Regions from separate parts of the Homo sapiens genome. Here region 2 is linked to region 1. Evidence: read pairs that join two places in POLR2A ChIA-PET (ENCODE). Cell type or tissue: HepG2. All regions are shown on one strand.

What was found. Peaks named below come from ENCODE experiments on the same cell type or tissue, not always from the same donor. Only the 100,000 strongest peaks of a DNase experiment are listed, where the experiment ranks them.
Region 2: POLR2A ChIA-PET joins it to region 1 with 5 read pairs; 4 of 35 experiments call an interaction of 5 or more read pairs at or near these places.

What each region holds. Positions count from the first base shown.
Region 1 is chr17:78,715,021-78,723,020 of GRCh38, forward strand. The region is part of intron 1 of CYTH1 (cytohesin 1); the gene reads right to left. Among named protein-coding and RNA genes, the nearest start is that of CYTH1, 63 kb to the right of the region's middle. RefSeq lists an enhancer at 7,241-7,510. In HepG2, no CTCF peak of the experiment used is centred here; DNase peaks (open chromatin) are centred at 2,521 and 3,141; H3K4me3 peaks cover 1,269 bases.
Region 2 is chr17:78,611,614-78,619,613 of GRCh38, forward strand. SCAT1 (S-phase cancer associated transcript 1) reads right to left here. Exons shown (of 5, transcript NR_110849.1): 5 at 5,771-6,013. Among named protein-coding and RNA genes, the nearest start is that of SCAT1, 16 kb to the right of the region's middle. RefSeq lists enhancers at 6,668-7,169, 7,170-7,669. In HepG2, no CTCF peak of the experiment used is centred here; no DNase peak of the experiment used is centred here; H3K27me3 peaks cover 2,770 bases.

The DNA of each region.
Region 1 (8,000 bases):
AACAAAGAGGTTTGAAAATATAAGCAAACCTGGAAATATAAGCAAAAAAATAAACTCGGTTGAATAAAAATATTTTTAAATCCCACAGAGAAATTCTCATAGGAAAAATTCAGAAGTTCCAGGAATAAAGACGATCCTAAAACCTCCACAGAGGTTAAGGAGAGTGATTAATCAGACCACCCACGAGGGAAGATCTCGCTGGTGTCAGTATAAGAGCCCGCACACTAAAGATAGCGCAGTGGAACTTTCAAAATTCTAAATGAAAATTATCTGAACCCCAAATTCTCAGTCAAGTAGGAGGGTAAAACAGACTCATTTCAGATACATAAGGATCAGAAAGTTTGTCTTCTGTGCACCCCTTCTGAAGAAGCTACTTCAGGAGCAAGATGTGGATCAAGGAACGGGACTGACTCAGGAGCCTGAGGACAGCAAGCGCCATCAACTGTGATGGCCAACAGCCACCAGACCGGGTCAGAGCAGGAAGCCAAAGGGCTGCCAGAGGAATGCCATCAGAAAGAATGAAATCAGACTCGAAACCAGAGAATGAAGGAGAAAGCAGCTGAGAAAACTGTGTGATACCAACAGGCATCATTCGGTTTCCTCTCAAGAGAATAAAAAGGACTGGGCAACAGGAAAAACTCAACTACAGGAAATCACAGAAGAAATGAAACATGCCCCCCGAGTGGTGTCCTCTGGGCCATCAGGGACGCCAGGAACAGCTCCCTTTGAGTGGGCACCTGGCTCTACGGTGAGTGGTATCTACATTCCTGTCATGGTGCTGGTCGCTGGTAGTTAACTTACAGAATCACCCTGTAGACAAAGCATGAAAGACCAACCCAGGCTGGAGAAGCAAAGCTATCTGTTACCAAGGTGAAGGAAGAGCTGACCAAAGTTTGAGGGAAGCAAAGTGGAGAGGGCAGCAGGGTCCCAAATGGTCCCCACAGCTTCCTCCTACAACACTAGAGACCAGAGGCATGGATAAGGATCATGAACAAGAAACCCACGCTGTAAATATGCCAAAGGTAAAAATCCAGGAACTGAAAATTGTGATCAACTACCAAAAATGGACAGTGAGAGAAGGAAGGAAGAGAATGGTGTGAGCTGCATCCTCATCCATCATAGGCAGAAGGCAGGAGATAACCTTTGATCTTGACAAAATAATCACCAATTTAAGAACTTGGCAGCACCCACTAGAAGACCTAAAAGCAGAAAAAAGTGAATTAATAGTGGCTGCTTTGGGGAGTGGGTCTGGGAATAGAGAGACAGGACATATAAGCCCCTGAATACTTGCTTTAAAATACATATATATATGTACTATGACAATTTGAAAACAAAAGACTAAAAATGTACAACTATGGTCACTAGAAAAGATAGCCCTTCTGTGTCCTTGGAGTCAGACAGAAAACGCTTCTGGCCAATTTGTAGCTAGAATAAATAAGACATTTATCTACATTTATTTTGATCCAATCTCCTGACATTTGCCACATGACTGCTAAATTACTTCTCCATTCCATACTTACTAACTTTAAATCATAATGCTGCTCCCCTTCTGGCTCAACCAATCATTCAAGAACTTTATTTTAAAAAGCTGAACTACACCTCATTTTTCTAGTGGAATTTTATTCTGAGATGAGGCAAAATCTAATATTTTAATAAGTATTTTCCTCTGCATAAACTTAACAATGCAACATCAAATCTTTAATTCAAGCCTTCATTCTCATGCTGCCCCGGACAGAAAAAACATCCAAAAACAAAATGCTTAATTTCATTTAGCAGCATGAAGAATCAACACTATTGCTGGAGAGCTGAGGTGTGATTGATTCCTACAGTCTTGGCTAGTGTCTTCAGGACACTGCGAAGGCCACAGCTGGAACAAGAAAGGTGGTGGTCAGAAATACCCATGTCTACCTCACAGCCCGGGAGTTTCTGGGAAAGCACCGTCCGCACCCTGGGAAACCCGTCTATTCATGCCGCTTCTCTCCTGTGTAGCCATTAGGGTTAAACTGCAAAAGAACGGCTCAGATGGGCCAGATGGCAGCACAACAAACAGCTCCTCCCTCCCCCACTGCCACGTGCTGCAGCCATGCTTATGTGCCAGGGAGGCGGTGTGCCAGGGAGGCGGCTGAACCCCTTGCTCTTTAAAAGAATGGCCACTGGGGAGGGCAGCAGGTTGTCCCTGCCGGCAGCCTGAGCACAATGGAGACAAACCAGAGGGGGAGCCGCCCTGACACACCACCCGGTCGCTCGCCCTCCTCGCCCATTGCCAGAGGGGCACCCGGAATCCATGCCCACAAAGGTTAATCTGCAAGGTGTCCGGCTGGCAGTCAGGGGGACGGTCCAGCATCAGCCCCATCACCATTCCTTTCCAGGGTTCCAATTTAATGAAGAGGATTAAAGTGACAAAAACAACAAGGCGCTATTGTGCTTGGCTGTGAATAGGAAAGCCACACAAGGGAAGCTTTCATTTATTTATTTATTTAAATGTTGCTTTGCAGATTTTAACAGTCGGCAGAAACCCAGAGCTGAAATGGGTTCCAGCCAGTGGCATACAAAGGAGGACTGTCTTAAAGGGACAGAGCCCTCTTTCCAAGCCAGAGGACGATACATGAGCACACGGCGGGCTCTAGTCTAAAATCCTGCAACCCGCGCTCCACCGGCCACAGGCAGATGCCCGGGGATATGCCATAAAGTTCCACGGAAAACGCAGCTCTCTGACAGCAGGTTCTGCTTGGCAGACACATAGCAGCTGCCAGGACCACACTGTCCTAAATCCCCGTGGGTACCGTCAAATGAACGTGTCCAAGGCATGCTTTAGGACCAGGATGTCTCTTTGAGGTCATCCAGCTGGCACCAGACCCCTCTGCCTAGCTTTCAAATACATCACTTGCCTTATTTTTTTCCACTATAATGATTAACCAGCATCCTTCTTACAGCCTCTGCCTTTCAATGGATAAAAAGGTCCATATTTAAACCAACAATGCGGGGAAACATTTTATAAAGTAATTAAGGAGTGAGCCCTCATTTGCGGAGAAGGTAAATATACAAAAGGTAACTACCTTAGTCAGAGTTGCTCCCAGGCCAAGGAGGTCATTGCCATTTCCTTTTCATCCCCTCCAGCTGGCCTGCTGCCAACGGGTGCCCTCCTGCTAATCACGGCCACACCCCTTTACAGACCTGGAAGTTTCATAAACACTGAATACACACACACACACACACACACACACACACACACACACACACACACACACGCTCCTTCTCTCTTAACCTTAAGCTCTGCCTAAAACAGCAGTGGCAGTAATGAAATAAAGCACCCAGCTTTTCTACAGCCTCTACAGAAACTACCACCTGCTCAGAGGAGAACAACTGGCTATTTACAAACCAGGCTTTGGGCTCAAAAGCGCGCATCTGGGAAACCATCTTGTTCCTCCAACCTCCAAAGATACAGTGATCATGGCGTGAGGGCTAAGAAACTCCAAATATCCTGAGCACTGGTTCCAGTATTCAGCACTTACTCGCCACATACCTGTGTCAATCCTACTAGTCAGACCTTAAACAAACCAGCGTGTTCACCTCCCTCTGCACTACCCTATGGGTGTAAGTCACTTTGTCTCCCAGAAAATCCCAGTGACTTATAATTTGAAAAACTTCAAAATACTGGAAACAACTCAGGCTTTGGAGACATACCAATGTTCAACAAACTGCTAATCTCTCTGGGCCTCAGTTTTGTCCAGCTGTAAAATGGCACTGCAGTTATTAGCACTGTTGTGAGGAATGCGTGATGGAAAAGATAAAGCTGTGAGCACAAATAGGTGCCCAACAAATGCCAAATGTCTTTCCTTTATCTGCATACCCAATTCATCTTCCTCTTTTGCTTCTTTCTAACAATGTCATCATTGACGCATTCAGCCTGCATTTACTGCTTGCCTACTAGGTGGAAGGCAGCGGGGGTACAACACTGAAGAGACAGATCTGGTTCCTTCCGGCAGGAGCAGCAGTCCCTGGAAGCATCCACTGAGAAGGTGATGACTTCAGGTGTGCATGTTAACGAGGGATCATGCACAAGGCTGTATGAATCCACAGCATGGGTGCCTCACCCAACTTCTGGGACGGATCCGGGGACTGCCACTCTACAGGGAGTGGTCTTGGGTCCTAAGCCTAGCTTGGGGCCACACTCACCAGCTGGATGACCCTGGGCAAGTTACTTCGGCTATCTGTGCCTCAAAGCAAACAGTAAGCTAAGAGGTTGCTTCCTGAGCAGAGTACTGTTTAAAATGACTACAGCTTTTATATCACTTGGGGAACATACAAATGACCCACAATAATACAAAATCTGGTAAGTTAAAAACTATAGGATAAGAAGGCAGTGCTGTGAGGCATGGCTAACAACTGCAGGTAAGGCAGCAAACAAGAAAAAAAAACAGTCGAGGAGTCAAAGATAAAGTTCTTACAGATCATTACTGCAAGTGGAGAATGGCTTGGTTTAGGGGAACTTTTTTCCCCTCACTGAGAAAAGTAATTTTCAACTTTCACAAAACTCCATGCTGACATTACAAATATGTGGGGTCAGATCTTTAAGGCAGGGATAAGAATGCAACCAAAATCCAGTGTATCTTTCAGGTAAAATGTAACGGAAGAGAGATGTAAAGCAAACAGTTGTAATGATACCAGGATTTTACTGGAAGCCTGAAATTTTGAGACAGTCCTCAGGATAAATGTTAGGATCAGAGGATGAAGAAAGATGGATGTAGCAAAGGGGTGTGACTAGAGCAGGAGGCCCAGGTGACACTTTCTGCCAATAATACACTGAAGAGTTCACACCTTCACACAGTCTATCTACTTTGGGAAACCAATTAAGTTTCCCACTCACTGAGTCAGAAACACAGTAATACTTTTCAAACTTAGTACCTTAAAAAGGAAGGAAATTCTGATGTATGCTACAACACGGATGAACCTGGAGGACATTAAGCCAGTTGCAAAAGGGCAAATACTGAAGGATTCCACTGATAAGAGGCCCCTGGAGTAGTCAAACTACCATAGAGACAGACAGTGGGATGGATGTTGCCAGGGGCTGGGGAGAGGGGGAGTGGGAGAATGAAGGTTTAATGGCGGGTTTCAGTTTTGCAAGATGAAAAAGTTCTAGAGACTGGATTGCACAATAATATGAACGTATGAATGTACTACTGAACTTAACAGGCTGAAGATGGTACATTTTTTGTTATATGTATTTTACCACCATTAAAAATAAAGGCCTGGCATGGTGGCTCATGCCTATAATACCCCCGGCACTTTGATTTGTTTTTTTATTTGTTTGTTTTTGAGATGGAGTCTTGCTCTGTCACCCAGGCTGGAGTGCACTGCCGCAACCTCAGCTCACTGCAACCTCTGCCTCCTGGGTTCATGCAATTCTCCTGCCTCAGCCTCCCCAATAGATAGGACTACAGGTGCCTGCCACCACGCCCAGCTAATTTTTGTATTTTTAGTAGAGACGGGGTTTCACCATGTTGGCCAGGCTGGTCTCAAACTCCTGACCTCAGGTGATCAGCCTGCTTCAGCCTCCCAAAGTGCTGGAATTACAGGCGTGAGCCATCGCACCCAGCCATCCCCAGCACTTTGAGAGGCTGAGGGAGGGAGATGGCTTGAGCTCAGGAGTTTGAGACCAGCCTGGGTGACATGGCAAAACCTCATCTCTACAAAAAATACAAAAGTTAGCCACATGTGGTGGCACGCACTTGTAGTCCCAGCTACTTAGGAGGCTGAGGTGCGAGGACCGCGTAAGCCCTGGAATGTGGAGGTTGCAGTGAGCCCAGGTTGCACCACTGCATCCAGCCTGGGCGACAGAGAAAGACCCTCTCTCAAAAAAATAAAAATATAAAATAAACAAAAATTTCACAGCATATTCTAACTTCTCTGTCTGCTTACCTTAGTTCCTTTCCCAAGAAACTATGATTTGACTTTTGCGTAGTGCATTTTAAAATAAGTATCTCACCACCAATTTGCAGCCTAAGAGATTTGTTAAAAGAATTTACAACTGGGTGTGGTGGCTCACGCCTTGTAATCCCAGCACTTTGGGGGGCCGAGGCAGGTGGATCACCTGAGGTCAGGTGTTCAAGACCAGCCTGGCCAACGTGGTGAAACCCTGTCTCTACTAAAAATACAAAAATTAGCCAGGCGTGGTGGCATGCAGCTGTAGTCCCAGCTACTTGGGAGGCTGGGGCAAGAAAATCGCTTGAATTTGGGAGACAGAGGTTGCAGTGAGCCGAGATCGGGCCATTGCACTCCAGCTCGGGCGACAGAGCAAGACTCCGTCTCAAAAAATAAAAATAAAAAAATTTACACACACTACCCAGGACCAAAAAGAGTTAAATTAGCAGGCAGCTAGCAGAAATGGTATTCAACATAGAGGCAGAGGTGCCTTCCGGCAAATTGCCAATATGAATATTTAGACTATTCTAATTTAAATTTCTTCCATGCAAAAACTACCCAGTTTCCCCACTAACAGTAAATCTATTAAAGGCTTTTATTACTGCATTCTGCATTTTCAGGGAAGACTTCGGTCCTCTTCTCAGTGTTGGAGCCGTCTCATCTGACAGCTCCTCACGTTCACAGGCGATGCTGCCTGGGCTTTCACTCACTACTTTGTGACCTGGAGCAAACAATCACCTCTTCCAGCCTCAGTTTCCTCACTTATGTAATGAGGATGTCACCCAGCCCTTCTCAACTATCTTATAAAAGGAAGGTATTGGCTGGGCGCAGTGGCTCACGCCTGTAATCCCAGCACTTTGGAAGGCCGAGGCTCGTGGATCACTTGAGGTAAGGAGTTCGAGACCAGCCTGACCAACACGGTGAAAAACCCCATCTCTACCAAAAATATACAAAATTAGCCAGGCATGATAGCAGGTATCTGTAATCCCAGCTACTTGGGAGGCTGAGGCAGGAGAATCGCTTGAACCTGGGAGGCGGAGGGTGCAGCGAGCCGAGATCGCGCCATTGCACTCCAGCCTGGGCAACAAGAGCAAAACTCCATCTCACAAAACAAAAAAGTAAGGTATCAAAAAATTTAATTTAATAAATCCTAGAACTCAAAGACTTAGCTTGCATTTCAAGGTAGTAACAGAACCTAAGTGACAAAATTTTATCCTGCGAATTTGGTTTAGAAAAATAAAGTTAACATCCGCTTTCAATAAAAGCTAAAAACTAGAAAACAACCATTTTAAGAACCTTAACTTTTTCTAAAAGCTCACAGTGACAACACCTGATATAGCTGACATAGCTGGGGTTTCCCAGCAGCTTCTTTCTAGCACTCCACTGCTGTTTCGAAAGGATCCCAGGGACTGGGCGCAGAGCTCCACAGGGAAGAACCATTTTCTAGCCCTAGCCTCCTTGAGCCAAGTGGCCTGCTCCTTCACTCCCAGGGAAAGCCTGGAGTTCCCTCTTCCTCCAAACAAGCCAAAACAGCTTGCTCGCCCCTCCTCCCAAGGGGGCAGGCTCCTGTCCCCTGGGTGAAGCTGCCACTCCCCGTGCCTGCCAGCTGCAACCACTGTCAGCTTGCACAGCTGGGCCACGACACCCCTTCCGTGTCCAAAAGAGAGGCTTGGTGGCTTGGAAGTCAATTCTCTCTCACTTTACCCTCAGTGGCTCAGATCTGTTTGTTTGCTAGCCCTTTGTAATGCTCTGAATTTTTCTGTACATTGAAATATTCTCCCTCAGTCTGACAGCTGGAAAGGACCCCTAGCATTAAACGCGACGTACAATTCCAACTCCTTTTCTATGTGTATTGATGGAAAGAGGACTACTCGTGCCCAGGAAAGGTTCCCAAGTCCTTACCGAGTAAAACAGAAACTCCACGGGTGGCAGGCCTAGAGGGGAGATCACCCTGAATCTGTCCCGCTGTTTTCTGCCCCCCTATTTCAAACCTCACGGAAGCTGGACCAAGGAAATTGACTACTGGCATGTTCCTAAGTCTCAGGCTTAGAAGAAACGACACTGAATGCCTGGATACC
Region 2 (8,000 bases), 100 kb before region 1:
TGCACAGATATTTGACATAAACCATGCAATGCCGAGGAAATCTTCAGCTTTCCAAACATAAGGAACGAGACTCCAGGGGCAGGAATAAGAGTGTGAGCATGTGCACCCTCCACGGGGAGCTGGCTGGGTCCTTCCACTGGAAGACGTTGGAAAATGATGGAAACCAAATGCCCTAGGGACCTCTTGAAAACCAAAACAAAGCTAAAATGGGATGGGAGGGCAGAACTTTCCCTTACAGACGGAGCTGGATCTTGTCACAGAGCCTGGAGACAGTTCCCAGTTTATATTTCCATGTGTGAGTCACTCTCAGGGGCAGAAAAACGCAGGTGTTGATTAAACTAGGGCTGAAAGAATGGCAAACACAGCCCACTCTGGGGCCCAAAGCATAAAAGCGGACTCTTCCAGCTGCAGAGGGTCATGCTTCTTTGCGTGAAGGGATCCAGGGGAAAAACTCAAACCAAGATCTGGAATTGTCATTTCTGCTCTGTGGCTTTACCCGGATTGGTCTATTCACTTCACACCTCTAGGAGCCTTCTCCGTGCAACTATTTCTAATCTTTGAGGAGGACTCCTCTGAGTCTCCCAAACTCCCACCACTTCACTGGGGAGGGAAGCGATGATGGGGAAAACTGGAGCAGAAACACCTGTGGCTGTTCTGTGGCAGCCCGGGTGGAGGAGGGACCTCTGGGTTTGGCAATGGTGAGTTTACCTGCGACACCGCGAACGTGGCAGGCCACGATGGCAGCTGGTGGCATCAGGATTTTCACTCTTCTTCAAGAGCAAAATCCGAGTTTTTTGGCCAGCTCTGGATCGCTCACCATGGGATTTAAAGGAAGCTGAGCAGCGAACACGGGTGACTCCTAACGTGGCTTCTCAGGCATCTGTGGTTGAGCTTTGTGTGCCAGTGCCTGCCACAAGCCAGGTGCTGGGCAGGAGCCTTCTCCGTGCGACTATTTCTAATCTTCCAACCACCCACCAAAGAGGCATGGCGATCCCCATTTAAGGAGGCGCTGGTAATCCTCATTTTAGGGGAGGCGCTGGTGATCCCCATTTATTTTTTTTTTTGAGTCGGAGACTCATGCTGTTACCCAGGCTGGAGTGCAGTGGCACGACCTTAGCTCAACCTCCCGGGTTGGTAGCTTGAACCTCCACCTCCCGGGTTCAAGCAACTCTTGTGCCTCAGCCTCCTGAGTAGCTGGGATTACAGGCGCCCACCACCACGCCCAGCAGCCTTCCTTTATATTAGGAAAAAAACTGTTATAAATGGGAAAAAATATCCCAGTGACAATAGCTACAAAGACAATAAAACGCGGGAAATAAACAATAGTGCATCCATGCTTTGGAACATTACACAATCTTGCAGATGCGTGCATTAGGCCATTATCTATTGTCCCAGAGACACACATAATTAGGATGCTGTGGTGGCTTTGAGTTTCATGTTGCTTAAGATAGTTTTTTTTTCTTTTTTGAGACAGGGTCTCACTCTGTTACCCAGGCTGGAGTGCAGTGGCATGACCACAGCTCACTGCAGCCTCGACCTCCTGGGCTCAAGTGATCCTCCCACCTCAGCCTTCCCAGTAGCTGGGACTACAGGAGCACACCACTAGGCCCAGCTAATGTTTTGTACTATTTGTGGAGACGGGGTTTTGCCATGTTGCCCAGGCTGGTCTCGAACTCCCGGACTCAAGCAATCCTCCCACCTTGGCCTCCCAAAGTGCTGGGATTACAGGCATGAGTCACCATGCCCAGCCTTAAGATAGTTTTGATGATTGTCAAGATTTTCAAGCAAGGCTAGGCCCAAAACTACGGAGAAACCCTCAATCCATCTGGTCTCCATTTGCATGTAGGACTGAGAGATCTCAGTAACCAGCACCTTTCCTCTCCTGGATCAGGCAAAGAATCGCACGTGCCAGCCACATCCTCCATATGGCTTTCTCAGGCTCTGTTCTGCAATTAGAAGATAATCACATGCAAATACCTCTTGCAGGGTGTCACGAGAAAGGAAACCGTTCCTCCTCTGGAGAACGTGCCCATCTTGCGTCACACGCAAAAAAGATGTCTTTGAGTCTCATAACCTTTAGAGAGTACATTTCACAATGTCACGACGTACCCTTGCCTGATGCGTTGATATCATCTTTTCTGTGTGTGTCAAGAATCTGTACAAAGCATGAATTATGTATTTGGTGGTTTAGGCTAAGCAGCCTCTGAAAGCCAGACCGGGTCATCGCTGGGATCTCTCCATCGTGCTCAGCAAGCTGGAGATGGAATCCCCATTGATGAAAGTCAGATAACCTCATTAGCGGGCCCCACCTAATTTCCTTTTTTTGATAGCACTTTTGAAGGTGCAGTGACTAGATTTCAGGGAGGCTTTTAATCAAATGAGAAACATGGGCTGAAAAATAACGTATCCTGGAGGAATTGTAGCCAGGTGAACAACCACAATGAGGGGCTCTTGTCAGCCATGCAGGTTGCTGGCAGTGGCTTCTGTGTGACGTGGCTGGGACTCTGATATGGTCTGGCTGTGTCCCCACCCAAATCTTGTCTTGAATTGTAGCTCCCATAATTCCCACATGTTGCGGGAGGGACCTGGTGGGAGATCACTGAATTGTGGGGGCGATTTGCCCCATACTGTTCTCATGGTAGTAAATAAGTCTCAAGAGATCTGATGATTTGACAAGGGGTTTCCCCTTTCTCTTGGCTCTCATTCTCTCTTGTCTTCCGCCATGTAAGACGTGCCCTTCACCTTCCGCCAAGATTATGGGCCCTCCCCAGCCACATGGAACTGTGAGTCCATCAAGCCTCTTTTTCTTTATAAATTACTCAGTCTCGGGTATGTCTTTATCAGCAGCATGAGAACAAACCAATACAGATTCCACATTCTGAGTCTCGTGTGGTTGAGGTTCTCGCTACTGGAGAAGGGAGGACAACGTGCCCCCTTGATATGGTTTGGATCTCTGTTCGCACCAAATCTCATGTCAAACTGTAATCCCTGGGGTTTGAGGTGGGGCCTGGTGGGAGGTATTTGGAGGTGACTGGGGCCAGAGTTCTCATGAATGGGTTAGCACCATCCCCCTGGGTGCTGTTCTCCCAATAGTGAGTGAGTTCTCGTGAGATCTGGTTGTTCAAAAGTGTGTAGCACTGGCTGGGCACAGTGGCTCACGCCTGTAATCCCAGCACTTTGGGAGGCCGAGGTGGGCAGATCACTCGAGGTCAGGAGTTCAAGACCAGCCTGGCCAACATGGCGAAACCCTGTCTCCACTAAAAATACAAAAATTAGCTGGGCATGGTGGTGGGTGCCTGTAATCCCAGCTACTCAGGAGGCTGAGGCAGAAGAATTGCTTGAACCTGGGAGGTGGAGGTTGCAATGAGCTAAGATCATGCCACTGTACTCCAGCCTGTGCAAGAGACACTGTTTCCAAAAAAAAAAAAAAAAAAAGTATGTAAAAAAGTGTGTAGCACCTCCCTCGTCTCTCTCTTTCTCCTGCTCCTGCCATGTAAGACACCTATGCCTGCTCTGCCTTCCGCCATGATTGAAAGCTCCCTGAGGCCTCCCCAGAAGCAGATACCACCATGCTTCCTATACCTGAGAGCCTGCAGAACCATGCACCAATGAAACCTCATTTCTTTTTATTTATTATTTTTTTTTGAGATGGAGTTTCGCTCTTGTCACCCAGGGTGGAGTACAATGGCTCAATCTCGGCTCACTGCAACCTCTGCCTCCAAGTTCATGTGATTCTCCTGCCTCAGCCTCCCTAGTAGCTGGGATTACAGGTGCCCACCACCATGCTCAGCTAATTTTTTAAAAAATATTTTTAGTAGAGATGGGGTTTCACCATATTGGCCAGGCTGGTCTCAAACTCCTGACGTCAAGTGATCCACCTGCCTTGGCCTCCCAAAGTGCTGGGATTACAGAAGTGAGCCACTGCACCCGGCCAGCCTCATTTCTTTATAAATCACCCAGGCTCAGGCATTTCTTTCTAGCAGTGTGGGAAGGGACTAACACACCCCTCCTAGTAGGAAGAGAAAACAGAGGCCTGTGTGTGGGCCTCCCCAGCCCCTACCCATGTCTTTCCCCTGCTGGTCCTATTGTGTATCCTCTCACCGTACTGGGCCTCGGCTGCGAGTAAACCACACGCTGTGTCCCATGAGCCCTTCCGGTCCATCACTGAGTGTGTGGCTGGCCTTGGGGAGCCCCCACCCCAAACCACCTGCTGTAGGAGGAAATCGCATACACGTCCAAAGGACCATAAGGTCTGGCTCATGTGCAAGAACCAGGAGCGCATGTGGGGAGCGGGTCTTGAGGGTGTGGGACCAGCGGTCGGGAGAGAAGGCTCAGTCGGGGAGAATTTACCAGCATGCAATCACGGTCCTGTGATCTGAGGTGGAGTGGCCTGAGGCCCTGAAACCTTCTTCCTACACTGCCTGGGTGGCTCCTGGAGGCTTTCATATTATGAAGACCTACAGTAAATTAGGAGAGGCTGGAACTGCCTTGGCAAAGCATTGAGGTAGGGGTCAGAAGGCCCCGGAAGGGGCAAAACCGGACGACTTCGCCAAGTCCAGGGAAAGGCAAGCCGGATGATTTTGCCATGTCCAGGGAAGGGGAAGCCAGACGACTTCTCCACGTCCAGAGAAGGAGAAGCCAGACGACTTCGCCAAGTGAGATTTGAGAACGCAGCCCTGACCATTGTCCCTAAGAAGGTCCAGAGGACCCCTCTGGCTGAAGCATTAGAGGGGCACTGGTGCATCTGGGGTGCTCGAGGGATACTGTCCTCCACAGCCTCCTGAGTGTCAACAGAGATGACAAGACTACAGGGTGGAGAGGGCAGGGGGTGGCCCTGCACTGCCAGTGGCTAAGGGGGCATGATTATTATAATGACAGAAAGGCCCAGTGCCCTTTGGGATGAGCATGGTGACTTAATCTGTATCCCTAAAAGGGAAATACAGAGCTGGTGAACCAAAGGCTGGTATCAGCCACCGCAATGAAAAAGCATCTTCAGTCAATTTCATAGCCCCAGAGCCCATCCGTACACGAGGATCCCAGGCCTCCTTAAGAAAGAGCCCCACAGTGGCCCTGCAAGTATATTTGATAGAGTCCCTCAATTTTTTTTTTTTTAACATAGAGACAAGGTCTCACTATGTTGCCCAGGCTGGTCTTAGACTCCTGGGTTCAAGTGATCCTCCTGCCTCAGCCTCCCAAAGTGCAGGGATTACAGGTGTGAGCCATTGCACCTGGCCGAGTCCCTTAACCTCTCCCTAAAGGAACCTACGGACATGTGTCAGAGTATACGCTGGGAAAAGGGAGGATGCAGACATTTCAGGGCTGTTGGATCCACGGTCTGAGTTGACACTGACACCAAGAGGCCTCAAATGCTGCCGATTCTTGCCAGCTAGGGGGCTCTGTGATGGGCCAGAAGTAACGGGAGGGCAGAGCGGGTCTGAGCGGCGCATGGGTTGGACTGTACTGGGAGCCCCTTCCCCTCCTTCATGTCCTCTGGGTCCAGCAACAAGCTTCGTGTCATGGTAGCTGACGGTGCTTTGCCTCCCCCACTCTGTGTCCCCGCAGTAGGACTTCTCCGAAGACACGGGGAGGGGCAGCTTGTGCAGGCACAGGCCTAGAAGTTCAAGGGCATTGATCCCAACTTGAAGACATTACAAAAACGGGTGAGAAATGTCTCGGTGTGCACACCCTAACACGTCAGCCTGAAGATGGGCTGTGAAAGGTGAATAAAACACAGCTTCCGGTGCACAGAAATCGAGTCAGCTGTTAACTTCAGGTTTTGTTTGCTTATATCTTATTTTATTTGCTATTTTAAGGTATTTCTGGAGAAGACCTAAAGGACAGGGAACTACTGTCTTGCAATCCTAAGGAGAAACTCCAGAAGCCAGAGCTGGCTTGCAGCTTAGAAGAAAACTTTCCTCCCATGGAATTGTGTCCCTTGGCAGTCCTCATAACGCCCAGGAATGACAAAAATCTCAGAATGACATCTTGCTGGAAAGGATGCAGCGAATGTGGCCTAGAAATATAAATTCACATTACAGATGATTTCAGAACCCTGGCTTAGGCCTGAAAAGGACCCATGAGGCCTGATGGGGGCAGGCCTAGGGGCTTTGTCAACAGGACAGTGTCCTAATTTTCTAGGCCATCTTTATGAAGTCTCCAGCTGTCAGTCCACATGGCCCGCTGTGTCCCTACAAAGCTATGAGAGACAACAGGACTAATCCGCCAGCCCTCTTCTTTGGTGCCATGGCAGGAAGCCACACTCACCAGCAAAGCTGACCCCAATCTGAACCTGCAGACATGCAGCTCCCGGGCACACACCCACACAAATGTCCCTGGGATCAGATCGCTGTGCAAAGACAGCATAGCCCACACCATCTTGTTGGCAAATGAGAATGTAGATGAGAGGGCCACACAACCTGGCTGACTGTGTTGGATGATATCGGAGACGGTGGGCAAAGCCAGCCTGCTGGGCTGCCCCATCTGCCTTGCCCAGGGCAGGAAGAGGTTTTTCAGACTTTGCCCATGAGTATGTTACCAGCAGCAAATCTGCACGGGTCAGCAGCAACTCCATCCTTGCCTCCTCAGTGGAAAGAATCTGGAGCAGAAGTAGGTTTAAGGTAGAGGGAGAGATTGAGGCACGTTTTAGAACAGGAGTGAGGGTTTATGAAAAAGTTTTAGAGCAGGAGTGAAAGGAAGTTAAAGTATACTTGGAAGAGGGCTGAGTGCGCCACGTGAGAGATCCAAGTGACCGCTCAGCCCTGGGCGTGGGGTTTATCCGTTGGCACGGCTCTGGAGTTTTCTCTTCTCCTCCCTCGGTTCTTCCCTTGGGGCGGGCTGTTGCTCAACAGCCCCATGCAGCAGTGTTGGTCAGCACTCAGGAGGGTAATTGCATGTGTAGTGAGTTGACTGAGGTTGTGCGCATGCTCTCTAGGGGCGGTTTTCCTTTACTGGTTGAATGCCCCCAGAGGAAGTTCATACATCCGCCATTTTGCCTCTTAGTGCGCACGCTTGAGCCCACTCGCCCAACTCGAGAGCTTATCGGGAAGCTGCTGATCACCAGTTTCAGGTGTTTTTTTATTTATTGGGAGACCATCTTCCCCTGGTGTGAGCTGCAACCAATGATCATTTCAGAGAGACAGTTTAACAACTGCCTGACCATCACCTGATGGTCACCTGACATTCCTGGGCTGGTGGGCGCCACTCATGTCTGCCTAACTTCCTCCTCTAACAAGCAGAGCCATGGAATGAAGACAGGCAGCTCAGGCAGGGTCGGCCAGCCTGCACCCAGGGCTTCCAAGGCATCTTCTATTCCAGGGAGGCAGCGTTCTCCCCAACCTCCGCCAAGCCAGCATCCAGGGATGTCACCTCAATAAAGGAGGCCTCCCAGCCTGCACTAGGCACCTCCAGCTCCTTTCTGTAGGCCCCAGGAGCCTGTGACATAGAGCAAAATGTCACAGTCATTGAAGGCTCTGTGTGCAAGTAACAAGTCTCCCATTCAGAGAACTGCTCCCTCATCAAGCTCTCCTGGCAGCCCCCACCAGCATGCTCTCTTCCCGTTTAACCCCAGCAGCCCCGCAACTCATGCTTCCAGTCTGGTCCTAGCTCATCTCCAGAGCAGCGATCAATATCCATAAAGAGCTCCCTACTTGGAGTGCTGGGCCAGCTCTTTGCCCAGGGAGGGAGTGGAAGTCTAGGTTGATCATAAAGAAGTCAACCCACCCTGAAGTCACCATAAACCTAACAGGGGCCTTCCTTAAGGTATCCGTGACTATTTTACATATGCCTTGAGTTTTATAGTAGAAAACAATCAGGTGGGCTAAAGAGTGTGTGCAGGCTCATGTGCATCCAGCTCTGGTTGGTTGGAACTATCATGCCCACCCCAGTGAATCCACTGGACCACTTCGTTGCCTGACAGCCAGTGACGTATTTGGTCACGTGCAGCCACGTTGCCTTTAGGTGGCAGTGCCACTGGAGAGCTCCTCACATCTCCCTGTCTCCCC